Linked DNA regions of Homo sapiens: region 2 is linked to region 1. Evidence: chromatin loops called from intact Hi-C (ENCODE). Cell type or tissue: PC-3. All regions are shown on one strand. Region 1 overlaps CACNG2 (calcium voltage-gated channel auxiliary subunit gamma 2). Region 2 overlaps CACNG2 (calcium voltage-gated channel auxiliary subunit gamma 2).

What was found. Hi-C counts contacts between places; a loop is a spot of excess contacts. Peaks named below come from ENCODE experiments on the same cell type or tissue, not always from the same donor. Only the 100,000 strongest peaks of a DNase experiment are listed, where the experiment ranks them.
Region 2: a loop joins it to region 1, with 6 times the contacts of the local background. A loop is called at or near these places in 1 of 110 quality-filtered maps.

What each region holds. Positions count from the first base shown.
Region 1 is chr22:36,572,349-36,580,348 of GRCh38, forward strand. All of the region lies in intron 2 of CACNG2 (calcium voltage-gated channel auxiliary subunit gamma 2), which reads right to left. Among named protein-coding and RNA genes, the nearest start is that of EIF3D, 47 kb to the left of the region's middle. In PC-3, no CTCF peak of the experiment used is centred here; a DNase peak (open chromatin) is centred at 4,893; H3K27ac peaks cover 574 bases.
Region 2 is chr22:36,634,669-36,642,668 of GRCh38, forward strand. The region is part of intron 1 of CACNG2 (calcium voltage-gated channel auxiliary subunit gamma 2); the gene reads right to left. Among named protein-coding and RNA genes, the nearest start is that of CACNG2, 65 kb to the right of the region's middle. In PC-3, no CTCF peak of the experiment used is centred here; no DNase peak of the experiment used is centred here; H3K27me3 peaks cover 2,573 bases.

The sequences.
Region 1 (8,000 bases):
TCAGTTGCAATTTCTTAACTTTGCAGTTGTAGCACATAAACAGCCATAAACAATATGTAAACAAATGAACGTGGTTGTCTTCCAATAAAACTTTATTTACAAAATCACTTTGGGAGGCCGAGGGGGCTGGATCACTTGAGGTCAGGAGTTCGAGACCAGCATGGCCAATATGGCGAAACCCCATCTCTACTAAAAATACAAAAATTAGCCCGGCGTGGTGGCGCATGCCTGTAGTCCCAGCTACTCGGGAGCCCGAGGCAGGAGAATCGTTTGAACCCAGGAGGCAGAAGTTGCAGTGAGCTGAGATCAAGCCACTGCACTCTAGCCTGGGCAGTGGGTGACAGAGTGAGTGAGACTCCATCTCAAAAAAAAAAAAAAAATCAGGTGGTGGGCTGGATGGGCTGGATTTGGCCTGCTAGTCATACTTGGCCAGCTGTGGCCAAGAGTATACTCTATACTGGGGAAAAGGCCACGTGGTCCAGAGCAGGGAGATGCTTTGCTCTAGGCTAGCTGTGAATCCAGTGAGCAAATATGGACTGAGTGCCCACCGCTGTGCTAGACCTGGGCTTGGCATGAGAGACATGAGGGGTCCAAAACAGGCCTGGTTCATGTCTTTCTAGAGCTTATACTCTCATGAAGGACATGTATGCCATCAGATAATCACACAGCCTGGATAACGTGCTATGAAAGAAAAGTACCTATATGGCACCATGAGGGTATGTGACAGGCTAATGTCACATGTAGACAACTAATGTCCATAGAGAGCTTAGAGTATGCCGAGGACTGTTTTGAGCACTGCACATACACAAACTCGTTAGTTCTCATTACAACTCTGTGAAGTAAGTACTTCATATTATTTTTATTTTTTAAATTTATTTTAGTTCTACTTATTGCATTATCTTAAGCAGCATATAATAGTATGGCCTCTGAAATGTGATAGACCTGGATTCAAATCCAATGCTTTTGTTTTTTACTTTTTAATTATTATTATTATTTTTTTGAGACAGAGTCTTGCTCTGTCACCCAGGCTGGAGAGCAGTGGCGTGATCTCGGCTCACTGTAACCTCTGCCTCCTGGGTTTGAGTGATTCTTGTGTCTCAGCCTCCCAAGTAGCTTAGATTACAGGCCATGTGCCATCACACCTGGCTAATTTTTGTATTTTTAGTAGAGACGGGGTTTCACCATGTTGGCCAGCCTGGTCTCGAACTTCTGGCCTCAAATGATATGCCTGCCTCAGCCTCCCAAAGTGCCGGGAGTGCAGGCGTGAGCCACCACACATGGCCTATATAGGTATTTTAATTATCCCCACTCTACAGAGACCAAACTGAAGCAAGGAGAGGTTAAGCCATTTGTTCAAGATTTGTGAATCCAGGCAGTCTGACTCTAGGGTCTGTGTGTCTAACCACTGCATTCCCTTCTTTTCAGGCTCTACACTTTGCTGCCCTTCAAAGCATCCTCTGAGCTTATGTGGGGATCAGGACAGGTCTCCCTGAGGAAGTGGTGGTAGAGCTGACCTCTGGCGAATAAGGAGCAGCTGATTAGGCACAATGAAGGCAGGGCTGTGGGAGAGAGAGCAGCAGGAGCCGAAGGTGGAGGAGGCATGGCTCCTTCAGAGACCTGGAAGAAGGCTGGATCACGAGGAGCCAGTGGAAGAGTGTGGGGAGCACTGAAGGGAGGAGCCAGTGGAGGAGTGTGGGGAGCACCTAAGGAGAGGAGGCAGGCGGGTCTGGGCCACGTGGGGCCTCATGAGTTGAGCTAAAGAGCTTAGCTTTATCCCAAGAGCAATGGGAAACTTTAAAGGGCTTAGAACAGGCAGGGCTGTCATGATCTGATTTGCATCTTAAGAAGCAAACGGATTACGAAGGGGTCAAGGGTGGCTCCAGGGAAGCAGTGAGAAGGCTACTGCAGCTGATCGGAGAGGAGTGATGCCGGTGCTTGGGCCAGGGTAGGTACAAAGGGCATGGACAGAGGCAGATGTGTCTGAGAGATGTTTAGGAGGTGAATTGAAGCTTGATGGATGGATATGGGTAGTGAAGAGGGTGGCGTTGAGGTTAACTTCTAGGTTTCAGACTTGCCAGCTGGGTGGAAAAAACCACTTAGGGGGACTGGGAGAGGACCCAGCCTAGCAGTGAGTAGAGAGTAGGGGAGGAGCCTGGGCGAGGTGGCTCACGCCTGTAATCCCAGCACTTTGGAAGGCTGAGGCCGGTGGATCACCTGAGGTCAGGAGTTCGAAACCAGCCTGGCCAACATGGTGAAACCCCATCTCTACTAAAAAAATACAAAATTAGCCAGGGGTGGTGGCGCATCCCTGTAAACCCAGCTACTTGGGAAGCTGAGGCAGGAGAATTGCTTGAACCTGGGAGGTGGAGGTTGCCGTGCACCAAAATTGTGCCATTGCACTCCAGCCTGGGCAACAAGAGCGGAACTCTGTCTCAACAAAACAAAACAAAACCAAAACAAAACAAAACAAACAAAAAAAGAGACTAGAGGAGGAAGATCAAAGGTTTGGTTTTGGACATGCTGAGTTTGAGATGCCTTGGGGATGTGCATGTAGAGTGTGGGTGGGGCAGTTGGGTGTGCAGATGTGGAGCACAGGGGTGCCATCTGGGTTGAAGCTATCTCACAGACACACAGAGAGCTTGCCTATGGATGAAGAGAGGCTTAGGCCTGAGGCTTGGGGAGCCCCAATGGTTAGTGACCATCTCAAGAAGACCTTGGGCAAATAATAGTGTTCCTTGGCCCCAATTTCCTTTTCTGTAAAATGGAAATGAAAATCCTAACTCCGTCTACCTTACTGGGTTACAGGGATTAAGCAGGAAGAGGAATGTGGACGCTTTAGAAAATGCAGGATGTCAGTGAACTATGAGCAATTTATTATTTTCTATGAGGGTGACAGAAATAAAGAGTATCCTAAGTGCCCAGGAGGCAAGCGACATCTTGCCTTCTGGAACGGGTGGCCTGAGCTATCTGTTCTTTGCAAATCTGCTTTTTGGCCAAACTCCCTAGACAAATCATCTTGTGATCTTGTGCCTCGGTGGGCCCCAGCCTCTCTGGCCATCACGCTGTGACATGGTGCTTCATGGTGGGCATAGCCAGAGGCCAGGCCAGACAGGGCACGCGGGGCCCCGAGGTTTTCTCACTGTGTCTGGCAGCGGAGGAGGGTGGGCTGGTGGTCAGTGGGGGTGGGGATGTGACGACGGGGGGAGGTCAGGAGACCTGGGCCTGCTGTGCACTCTTTGCCTAGCTCTCCACGGGACCTGAGCATGTGCTATTCCTTCTCTGGCCTCAGATCTGCACTCTGATGAGGTTGGAGTAGACGATCTCTAAGGCCCTGTCCCTCAATGATGGTCCCGTGCCCATCAAGACCTCTCCCCAGGGCCCATACAGCCAGGCCATGCTGCTGCCTTACCTGTTCCCTGTGCGAGTAATGACCTTGAATCAAAATAGTCACCGTAATCAGGTATGTAGCGGGCAGGTTCCTCATTTTCTGTGCCTAGTGTTATGCTCTTATCCCATCTGGGATTTGACTCATCATTAGGATGAATTAGGATCATTAGGATCAATCCGCATTAGGGGATACAGTCTACAGTCACAGACCTGCACAGACCTGCTGGGTTGCAAGGAGCTTTCTAGTCTCTTGGGCATCTCTTCCCATCTTCTCCTTCCACGCTGTGCTGGCTGGTGTAGCCAATGGCCGTGAGAAGGGATGCGTTTCAAAAAATGCCTGTGTGATGCATGTTTATAGCAGTACAATTTGCAAGTGCAAAATTGTGGAACCAACCCAAATACCTATCCATCAATGAGTGGATAAAGACTGTGGTATAAATATGATGGAATACTACTCAGCAATAAAAAGGAATGACTAATGGCATTTGCAGCAACCTGGGTGAGATCGGAGACTATTATTCTAAGTGAAGTAACTCAGGAATGGAAAACCAAACATTATATGTTCTCACTCATAAGTGGGAGCTAACCTACGAGGATGCAAAGGCATAAGAATGATAGAATGGACTCTGGGGATTCAGGGGGAAAGGGTGGGGAGAGGATGAGGTATAAAAGGCTACAAATTGGGTTCATTGTGTCCTGCTTGGATGATGGGTGCACCACAATCTCACAAATCACCACTGAAGAACTAACTCATGTAACCAAACACCACCTGTTCCCCAACAACCTCTGGAAATAAAAAATTAAAAAAAAAAACACTCCAAAATGCCTCTGTGTGTGCGTGTGTGTGTGTGTGTGTATGTGTGTGTGTGTGTGAGAGAGAGAGAGTCAGAAAGACCTCAAAGAAGAAAGAGGAGAACAAAGATGGTGGGTGAGAAATAGAAAGAGAAGTCAAACGCTATGGTTTGGAGCATGGGTTCCAGATGCAGCCCGCTTGGGGTCTCCTCCTGGACCCCCACTGGCTCTGTAGCCTCTGTGCCTTGCCTTTCCCATCTGTGTGATGGGGACACTGATCATCTCACCCTCATAGGGTGGTTGTGAAGATGAATTAAGATAATGTTTCAAGTGTCAGGCCTGGCACATCGTCAAGTGTTCAATGAACGTGTGCTATATATAATAGCACATGAAAAGCATTTTGAGAGCCCAGGGAGCTAACTTGGGGAGTACCATCTGTGCAGGATGCCGGATACATCCCTGCTTCCTGCTGTCAGTAGAGATTGGTGACCAGTCGCACAGGCTCAGGAGAAAGGCTGCCGGAGTCCATCTTCCTAGCTGTGACCTGGTCCCCCGGGGGCCTCTGCTGCCCCCTCTGCCATATGGAGATCACAAGCACACTTAGCTCACAGGGTGCTATGAGGAGTAACTGAGTACACACACTTGAAGCAATGAGAATAATGTCTGGTATGCGAGGAGCACCAGCAAATCGTGCTCATCATTCCAGCGGAGCAAATTGTTGCTGTCTCTCACCGGGCTTTGGGTTACTGAGGCTGCTATTTATTAAAGTGTGGGTTGTGACTCATTACTAGGTCATGAAATCGGTGTAGTGGTAGCAACCAGCCCTTAAAGAAATGAACCGGGGCCGGGCGCGGTGGTTCACACCTGTAATCCCAGCACTTTGGGAGGCCGAGGCGGGTGGATCACGAGGTCAAGAGATCGAGACCATCCTGGCCAACATGGTGAAACCCGGTCTCTACTAAAAATACAAAAATGAGCCAGGCGTGGTGGCGCAGGCCCGTAGTCCCACCTACTTGGGAGGCTGAGGCAGGAGACTCGCTTGAACCGGGGAGGCGGAGGTTGCAGTGAGCCGAGATCATGCCACCGCGCTCCAGTCTGGCGACAGAGTGAGACTCCGTCTTGGAAAAAAAAAAAAAAAAAAAAGAAATGAACTAGGACAGAATAGAAACTGCCGGCCAGTGTGCGTTCAGGAAGGCTGGGTGGCTTTTGGGGAACATTTTGCTCTGGTTCTGCAGATGTGAGTGAGTACAAGTGGCAGCTTAGATGTTTCCTAACCATGGGGTGGGGTCACAATAGTTTTAGCCGCACTGGTTGTGATGACTTCTGGAGGGGATGTCTCTCAGAAGCCCCCTCATGGCAATGTTTTCTAGAAGGGGCTGAGAGCCCTGGGCAGTGGACAGGTAGCAGGATAATGGACCTGGATAATGCTCCCAGGGTGCAGTCCCAGAAAGTGTGCCGGGCTGGGGCAGGTCATTTTCCCTCTTGGGCCTCCGTTTTTCCCTCATCTGTAAAATGGGAGGGTGGGGCTGGGTGATCCTAAGCTAGGATGATGGGCTGGGTGCGGTAGCTCACACCTGTCATCCCAGCACTTTGGGAGGCCAAGGCTGGCAGATCACTTGAGGTGAGGAGTTTGAGACCAACCTGGCCAACATGGTGAAACCCCGTCTCTACTAAAAAAAAATACAAAAAATTAGCTGGGTGTGATGGCGTGCACCTGTAATCCCAGCTACTGAGACAGAAGAATTGCTTGAACCCAGGAGGCGGAGGTTGCAGTGAGCCGAGATGGCACCACTGCACTCCAGCCTGGGTGACAGAGCGAGACTCAATCTCAAAAAAAAAAAAAAAGCCGGAATGATGGATCATTACACTTCTAAAACTCTAGGCGGGTGAAGCCTGGTGGACGCCCCTCATGCTGTTCCACTGGGGCTCTGGGGAGACCTAAAAAAGCACTGTTCACGGGAGGCTCAGAGAAGTTGTGTAACTTGCCAAAGGTCACAGAGTGGAGCACCCCTTGAATTCAGGCCCTTTTATTCTAAGTAACAACCTCGGGTTTTGACACCTGGTCTCCCCACACTTCCCTGGCTCATGTTCCCTGGTGGGACTGGTGGAGGTGGGGAGAGAGGGGCAATGGGAAGGAGGGACACTGTCTGAGGCCAGGAAGGGTGGCTCTGGCCCAGGTTGACACCCAATATCCTCCTCTGACCTCATTCTGGGAAGAGGGTGAACATGCCAGCTGCCCTAGGGCGGGCGGTACCTTGTTTATTCACTTAGCAAACCTCTCCTGGGTCTGATCCTGGGAAAGGCCCTGTGCTGGAGGGGGTGGATGGGTGGGAGGAGGACACTCTATTTGCAGCCACTCCTTGTGGTGTCCTCAAGCTGTTCACAGTCCGTGGGGAGAAGATTCCGTAACAGAAACCAAGATGAAACAGACCGGCAATAGAGTGGTCACCTCCCCGCACAGCAGCCTCGTCCTACATTCCCAGCCTCAGAGAAGGGCAGTAATGTTTGCCCCATCTGCCAGCCAGAACTCCTCGCCATCCACAAGACCTCTCTCTTACTTCTCCCATCCAGGCTGTCAGTAAAAGCTGCCAGCTCGACTGGGCATGATAGCTCACACCTGTAATCCCAGCACTTTGGGAAGCCGAGGTGGGTGGATCACCTGAGGTCAGGAGTTTGAGACCAGCCTGACCAACATGGTAAAAACCCGTCTCTACTAAATACAAAAAATTAGCTGGGCGTGGTGGCAGACACTTGTAATCCCAGCTACTTGGGAGGATGAGGCAGGAGAATCACTTGAACCCAGGAGGTGGAGGTTGCAGTGAGCTGAGATCATACCACTGCACTCCAGCCTGGGCAACAAAAGTGAAACTCTGTCTCAAAAAAAAAAAAAAAAAAAAAAAAAAGCTGCCGGCTGTCTTGTCAAATACATATAGGATCAAACCCCTTCTCAGCCACCTCTCCACTACCGGGCCCGAGCACCTGCCTTTTGAGCCTGGAGATAGCTGTGGTCTCCTAAGTGGTCTCCCTCTCCTGCAGAAGCTGGAGTGATACTGGTAGCCTGGACATCAGACCATGCCTGTCCCCTGCTCAGAACCCACCCGTGGTGGTCTCATCTCAGAGGAAAGCAGAGGCTCCCAAGTCCTGGTCCCCACCCCTTCTGCCACCTGCCTTCCCCTCGTCTGCTTATCACAGGGCGTCCTGGCTGTTATGAACCTGCCAGCTTCAGATGCTTTGCACTGGCGGTTCCCTCTGCCTGAATGCTCTTCCAGGATATATGCACCTCCCAAGCACTCCCTCACCTCCTTTAGGTCTCTGCTTCAATGTCACCTTTGCCACAAGGACTTTCTGACCACCCTGTTGCAAACTGAAGCCCTCCCCGGGCGCCCATCTCTCCTCCCTGTTTCCTCTTTGTTCTTTGCGCTCATCGCTATGCAATGGGACACAACAGTGAGCATGGATCGTGGCAATCGCTCTGCAATGGGATGCGACAGTGAACACGGATTGTGGCGAATGCCTGCTGAATGCTCACTGGGTTCGGGGCAGGTGCGAATTGCTGTCCGACTCTAACTCCCTTAATCCTCATGGCAATGCTAGGAAGATGACAATGAGCATCATCCCCATTGCAAGGAAACCGAGGCCCAGGGAGGTTCACCGGGAAGTGGCAGAGCTGGATTTGAAGCCCCGAGTGTGCCAAAGCCTGCCTCCCACTGGTGTCCAAGTTCTGTAAATTCACCCCCCAGACGGCCATCGTATGGGTCCTCCCTGCCTTGGCCGCCTTCTGCCTCCCTCCTTGGTTCCACTCCTGCTGTTGGCTTCCCCCA
Region 2 (8,000 bases), 62 kb after region 1:
TATCCTCTTGCTTAGTTAGTTATCTGCAATAATCATTACACATAGATCTTGTGCCAGGTTTTGCTAGGCTCTGAGGAGGACTCAAGAAGTATAAAACATAGTCCCAGATCTCAAGTTTATATAGTGGGGAAGACCATTATCTTTCATGTGTGTATATGTCCTAAAATATCAGGCTTCTGAAGGATAAGATTGGAGTGAATGTCTCTGGGATTAACCATGAGAATTCAGAGGAAGAAGGTCCCTTTGGTTGGCCTGGTTAGGGAAGACTTAATAAATCACCCAGATATTGGAAGAAAGAAGTTACACAGGCCATGATGAAAAATGGTCAATCAAGGCCAGGCGCAGTGGCTCACGCCTGTAATCCCAGCACTTTGGGAGGCCGAGGTGGGTGGATCACGAGGTCAGGAGATCAAGACCATCCTGGCTAACATGGTGAAACCCTGTCTCTACTAAAAATACAAAAAAATTAGCCAGGTGTGGTGGCAAGTGCCTGTAGTCCCAGCTATTTGGGAGGCTGAGGCAGGAGAATGGTGTGAACCCGGGAGGCGGAGCTTGCAGTGAGCTGAGATTGCGCCACTGCACTCCAGCCTGGGCAACAGAGCGAGACCCCGTCTCAAAAAAAAAAAAAAAAGAAAAATGGTCAATCAAAAAAGAATTTCTATTTTATTCTGGGGAGAATGAACATATATATTTATTCTCTTAGCAGGTATTCATTGCTAACCATGTTAGTAATGTCAGCTACTTAGAGAGTTAACCTAGAATATGGAAAAAAGCTACAAACGAGGACAAAGATGCTTGTTACTGGGCCACTTACCATGTCAAAAGACAGAAACAACCCAAACATCTAATAGTGGGAGAAGGCTTAAGTAAATTGTGGTACATCCCTTTGATGTCATCTGTCCCGAAGAAATCCCAGGAAACTGTAGCTTCAGTTACCACCCTCATATCAGTGACTCCCACATTTGTAACTCTGGCCCTGGTATCTTGAAACTCCCTACAGGGAGTTTCCCGTATCTCCAACTCCCTACATGTTGTTGCCACTTGGCTGTCTCCAAGGCACCTCAACCCAAGCTCATGATCCACTCCCTTCTCCATGTCGCTCACCTCCCATCCCTCCAATGTGGTCTTTTCCCAGCATCTCTTGCTCACCACGTCCAGTTGTGAGAGTCAGGATTCTGGGAGTCATCCTGGATATTTCCCTTTCACTCATCCTCACATCCAATCCGTTAGGTCCTAAAAAATTTTGAAATCCATCCTCTTCTCTTTGTCTCTGCTGCTGCCTTCCTGGCCTAAGCCACTAACTCCTTGCATCTCGTTCTGTGGTATAGCTTCGCAACTGGGCTTTTTCTGCATACCTCTGAGGCTTTTCTCCAGGCAGTTCGAGATCAAATCTGATCATTTCACTCCTGCCGTTTCTCACCCTCAAAACTCTTCAATGACTTCCCACAGCTTTTAGAATAAAAACCAACATTCTTAACATGGCCCACTGAGTACCTGATTGTCTGAGCCTTGCCTCTCTCTCCATCTTCATCCCATTCTATCCCTTTCCACCTCCTTCTCCATAATCCAGCCCCGGGATGTTGCATAAGCTGTTCCCTCTGCTCAGAATGCACTTTACAAGCCCGTTCCTTCCCCAACCCCCAAATGCGCCAGTGCCAGCTTCACACCTACATGCCATCCGTTTCTCATAGACTCAACCACCTCAAGGAAGCCCTCCTTGATGTTGCGCCTAGATCAGGTTCCCCCGGGACCAGCTTCTGTGGCATACACACAACCTGGACAGGGGGAAAGATGGCTCAGGAGTGTTCTAGATGGTGAGGCAACAGATGTTAAGAAATTGTCCCTGATAATGCAGAGTGGATATTTTACCTTTAAACAACTGAGCCATTGAACTGTACATCATAGATCTGATATTGAATTTGAATCAGGACTAGCCATGCATGCCAAAAATGTTTACTCTGTGCCAGACACTGTGCTATTTACCGTACCCCCGTGGAACTTCTCGTTTATTTAACAAGTCTCAGAAATCTGAGTGTCAGGAAAGCAAATCTGTATTCAAGGAGTTCCCATGAATGTCTTCTATTTCCTTGAGAAAGACATTTAATTTTCTGAATCTCAGTTGCAATCACAATCCTTACCGACTGCCCTGTGGCGGTGTAGGCAGGCATTCACGTGGCTAAAATACTTGGAAATCTCAGGCCTTGCTTGTAATGCAGAGAAGAAGCTGGGCTTTGAATCTGACCAGTTAAAAGTGTGGCATTCCCAAGATCCATACTTGATCCCTCCAGAGGACTTGTGTTATTAAACCAGAGAGCAGAGCAGGTTCTGGCTGGCAAGGACCCAGGGATTAACGTCCAGGGCGTTAACATCATAATTGGGCCAGCCTTGAAGGCAGCAACATCTGCTGTGTGAGGCTCTGGTGCCAGAGCCCATGTTGCACCTCCTGGCTGGCTAGGGCCTTTGTCTTGGGAAGTGGCCTGGGTGGCCTTAAGACTGCATTTACTTAGCACATGCTCAATAGCTACTGTCAGGTGGTGAAAAGCTCTCATTAGGGCCAAGAAATTGACTTGTGTCCTGGGCTTCTCAGAAAAACAATGGGGACCCATGGGAGAGGCTTTGTGCCTGAAGGTGCCCAGGGACTGGTAATTGAGTTACTGTTCAAGTGATGAGAGACTGTGGCCACTGACGAGTATTAGTGGAACAAGGTTGGCAGGCTGTTGCAAGCCTTCCTAGCAAGGCCAGCCTGCATTTTCTCTTTGGCATGGAGTATATGGGGATTCATTTTCTTTAAAAATGTTTACGTAGGCAGTAGAGCCCAGTGATCAGGGGGGCAGCTTGGAAGTCGGGCTCTCGGTATCTGGAGACGGCAAAGGGAGGTTGGGTTGTTTGGAGAGGCTCACCGCACTCCACACTGTCATATGCATCATCTCATTCAATGACAATCGTCCTGGGGAGGCTGATTCTCTTATTTTCCAGTTGAAGAAACCAAGGCTTCAAGAGGTCGGTGAGCTGCCTAAAACCACACAGCCATGGAAGATAGGTGACGGATTAGAATCTTGTCTGTTTCCTGGCCAGGTGCGGTGGCTCACGCCTGTAATCCCAGGACTTTGGGATGCCAAGGCAGGCAGATCACTTGAGATCAGGGGTTGGAGACCAGCCCCTGGCCAACATGGTGAAACTCTGTCTCTACTAAAAATATAAAAATTAGTGGGGCATGGTGGCAGACACCTGTAGTCCCAGCTACTCAGGAGGCTGAGGCAGGAGAATGGCTTGAAGCTGGGAGGTGGAGGTTGCAGTGAGCCAAGATCGTGCCACTGTACTCCAGCCTGGGCAACAGAGTGAGAATCCATCTCAAAAAAAAAAAAAGAATCTTGTCTGTTTCTGAAGTCCATACTGCCTTTACTCCTCTGTGGGTTCATGTGTGGACCTGTCTGAGTTATGTCAATATCATTGGTGGTCCATTTCCTGCTTCCAAAGGGATCTCGCACCCACCCATTTCTCATCACTGCCTATGGCCCAGGCGACTCCCATTGGGATGATTGCACTGGCCAGTCTTTCTGCCTGTTTCTTGCTTCCTTCTCTGCTCGCATTGCCCACAGAACAGGAGCAGATTGACGCAGGTCCCTTCCCTGCTTCACACCCTTCAGAGGCTTCCCATGGCCCTTTGGCTGGAATCCAGGACACTTATTGAGGGCACGAGGGACTGCATCTTCTAGTTCTGCCTGTGTCTCTACCTCTGTCTGCTTCCATTGCCCCTGCTCTTTGCTTTGTCCATGCTGAGCTTCTGGTACTTTCTGGAAGGCTCTAAGCTCTTAGTCTTGCACTGGTGCCTTTGCATATGCCATTCCTTCTGCCTGGAACACTCTCCCCCAGTTTTTCTCTGGATGACTTCCATTCAACCTTAAGTATTTCTCACTTGGAGAGAGTTCTTGGCCCCCTCTGTCTAACCACACTCCTCTCTTTAGTACCCTGCACTCTTTACTTCACTTTTTAATAATTTGCAAATACATTTCCATTTGTGATATTGTTGACTGTTTTTAGTTTTTCTCCTCCTCTATTTTATGCGCTCTTGAAGGTTAAGGACCAGGACAGTTCTGCTTCCCACGATATCCCCAGCGTTTCACACACAGTACATTTCCAATAAGCACTTTTTATATTGAATAAAAAAATGGTTCTCAAGAACTGTTAGCATTGTCTCTGCAAATGTAAGTGCATGTGAGCATATTTATAGACTCCTGTTCATTATAACTCAGTTTTCATCCATTTATTCATTCATGAGTCATTCCCATCAATATTTACTAAGCACCAACTGGGTGCTGAAGATGCAAAAGTGACTGAGAAAATGTGCCAGCCATTCCCTAACTCAGCCGGCGGAGGGGTAGATATGTAAGGGCCAAGGCCTGAGCTTCTGAGGCAGGTGTTCCAGGTTGGATCGTGGATCCTCCAGTTACTCGTCTGTGTGACCTCGGGAAAGTCACTTCACTTCACTTCTCTGAGCTCTAGATGTCTCCTCTATCAAGTGGAGCCAACAACACCCATCTTGTGGGGCTGTTTTGATATGAAATTGAAATAAAAAGTACGTAAAAACTAAGTTCAATAAAGAGATCTTGTTGTTGTTTATGATGATTACTCAAAAGGGGCATAAAGGGAAGTTAGGTCAGTTCTTCCTAAGAAGTGGTAGGTATTAGGGAAGGTCTTATAACTGAGTGCCACAGAGGCATCTGGACAGGAGGGGAAAGCGTTTTGGGTAGAGGGAAGTGTGAGAGCAAAGAGGGACTTATGTGGGTCTGGGATTGTAGTATTTTGTGAATTTGTGTCCTCCATTTCTCTCTCTCCCTTCAGGGGCACACAGCACCCTCTCTTCTTCCCAGAATGGTACAGTTTGTCTTTTGGGAACCCAACCTCCTCTGTCCACTCCTCCTCCCTGTGTCATCTCTGTTTGTATCCTTGTCCTCTCCATGTAAGCCTGTTCCTCTGGTTACCCCTTTCCCCTCAAAACTGGGAAGGATGAAGGGTTGGGAACATCTCAGTCATCCATCAAATGAAATTGGGAGTTGGCAGCTGTGGTTTCATTAATGACTGCTCAACCCTTCTCTCCCCACATCTGGAAGGCTTGTGCCCAAGGATGGATGAGCCAGTGATACACAGTGAGAGAGGTACTGGCTCCCTAGAGACAGATGGGAACCCTGAGGCCCTGTCATCTGTCTTCTACCCTGGGCAGGAAGCCCCCATCAACACTTTTTGAGGAGGGGCCATTTAGCCCCCACAGGGACACTCTCCAGTGTCTCCCGAGTTCCTGTCAATGGGAGTCAGTTTCAGTGTGTATCAGCAGCATGAGCCTCAGTCTCCAAGTCCGAAATTCAGCACCACATCAAAAGTGAGCAGCTCTTCAAGGAAGAAATGGTACCATGTCCAAGAGTAGGGACTCTGGGACCCAGACTTCCAGGGTTCATATCCCAGCCCTATCATCCCGGCCAGTTAATATAGTTGTGCCTCAGTTTTCTCATGTGTAGAATGGGAATGAAGATCGCGGCTCCTTCACAGGGGCGGTTGTGAGGAATCTGCAATGACAAGCAGGAGTGACTCAGAAGCCTGCTGTGTCCACAGAAAAGCCTGTTAAGTGTTGACGATTGTTATATTTCCTCTTGATGGAACCCTTTCAAAGCAAGGGCTGGAGGGAGATTACAAGGGCCCAGAAAAATCCTCAGCCTCCAAAAATCCTTCTTCCTGCTCTCTGAGGAGTAAGTTTCCTTCACGGAGGAGCAGTGCCTCTCTCCGCATGGTCACAGGAAGCTTGTGGCAGGGGCTAGGAGGCAGGCCTCTGCAGCTGGACAGCCTGCAGGGCTCACGCTTGGCTGCTTACTAGCCAGCTGGCCTTGGCTGACTGCCTACCCTTTCTGCATCTCGGTTTCCTCACCTGCAGGACGGGAACCATAAGACCCACTGCAGAAGGTAGGGCCCGAGCCTTCAGCATCACCTTCCCTCACTCACTCCTTCCCAGGTCACTGCAGCTGTCTCCCAAAGGGCCTCTTTGTTTCCGCGCTTGTTCCTGTGCAGCCTGTCCACCCAGCAGCCAGAGCCAGCTTCTGAAAACCCAAGTCAATGAAGGTCGCTCCTTTGCTTAGACCTTCCAGTGGCTCCTGATGTCCCTCAGTTTAGATTCCAGAGTCCTCATCCCAGCCCACAAGCCCTTCCGTGTCTGTCCTCCTCTTCTTCCCTGCTCCTGCCTCCTCCATTTCCCCACCTCATCCACGCTGTTCTCTCCCATCTGTCTCCTTCTTGGGGCACACCAAGGACTCGCAGGACCTACGCATTTGCTGTTCCCTCGACCTGGAGTACTCCCCACCGCAATGTCCTGTCTTCAACATAGCAACATGCCTTTTGGCTGATTTTCTTCAGGGCTCTGTTCAATGACCGCCTCCTCTGAGAAGCCCTCCAAGACCACCCTATCTTCTACAGCATCCCTTTCTGTCACTCTCTGTCCCCTTGCCCTGCTTTATTTTTCTGCAGAGCACTTGTCACCACCTGATAAACATTTATGCATTTGTTTGTTGATTGCCTCTTTCTTCCTATTAGTCCGCAGAGCCCACGAGGGGAAGGTCTTTATCTTTTTGATCTCTGCTGGATCTCCAGTACCTAGCACAGTGCCTGGCTCAGTGTAGATAGCCAATAGATGTTTCTTGCACAAATGAACAAGTTCCCAGTAGGCAGTAAGGATGAACAATGCTTGTGAAAATGTGCCTGGCCCATGGTAGGTATTTGACAAATGTGAAATTTTAATTCCCTTGTTATCAAATTAGAGAGTTCATTTAAAACACAAATACCCTTGGGAGGGGCAACGCATTGACTTTAATTCACACCGGATTCCTGTACAAGGAAAAGGTCCAGTTGGAAGGGTGGAGGAAGGCAAGCCAGGGGCCCTGTAGACAAACTTCACTTGCTAAGAAATTTTGTCTCTGGCCAGCTCTGTTTAGGTCTGTGTGTACGACGATTCTCTAGGCAATTGAATTGCATTACCCTTTTCATTCTAATAATATGAACAGAATTTAGATGTGGTATTTGATGATGTCTTGTCTATTGAATGACTTCAGGACTTGCCTGGCACACGGCAGCAAATTACTGTCAACTTGAGGGTTGCCGAGCCTCTGCCAAAGTACCAATATTTCTGTGGAAAATCCTGGTCATTTACAGTTCATGTCTCAGAAATGAATTTTTATTTCATTGGCTTAATCTTTAGCATTATCAGAAACATGTGTTTATTCCCAGGGAGACTTCCAATGTGAGATCCTTCTAACAAGACCAGAGCTGGGAGAGCTCCTGAAGGGAATGAAAGACAAGCGCTCCCTGCCTGGTTGGAATTGCTGTTTATATGATCCCTGCTGAGAGAGAGAAGAGGGTAGACTGGACTCCTTCCAAAAATCGGAGGGGAAGCTGATTCTGACTTGGGAGGGTATAAAGATCTCAAGGCCAAGGCTGTCAGCTCGAGGGGAGGAGGTTGGGGAGAGAGGGGCATGTATAAGCATCTTTTCCAAATCAAATGCCTGGAAATTGAACACACCCAATAATTCTCTGGCCGTGGCACATAGTAAGCACTCAATAAATGCTAGTTGAATTCAGCTGGAGAGGGTTTGGAAACTGTGTTAGCTGCTGTGCTCTGGTTGGGGATTTGACCGTTTCTTCCACTCCACCCCCAATGCATTCATATTGCCTAGTAATCTGTCACAAATACCTAGCAGTGCTGAAGCCTTTGGCTGTGTCAAAGGGAAGGATCCAGCCCTTCCCAGGGGAATTTCCTCATTAGATACATGGTACAGCTCCACCCACACACTGGGTCTCTGAGTCAGAAGGGCATGTTTCTGCTGCAACTAATTTTACTACTGTTGTTTCTATTGCATCAGTAAAGCCCTGTTAGCTTTTAGAGAAGGATCTGCACCACTGAGATTTCGAGATTGGTTATTTTGATCATGAGGAATTTTCCTAACCAGTCTCCTGCCCTGCAT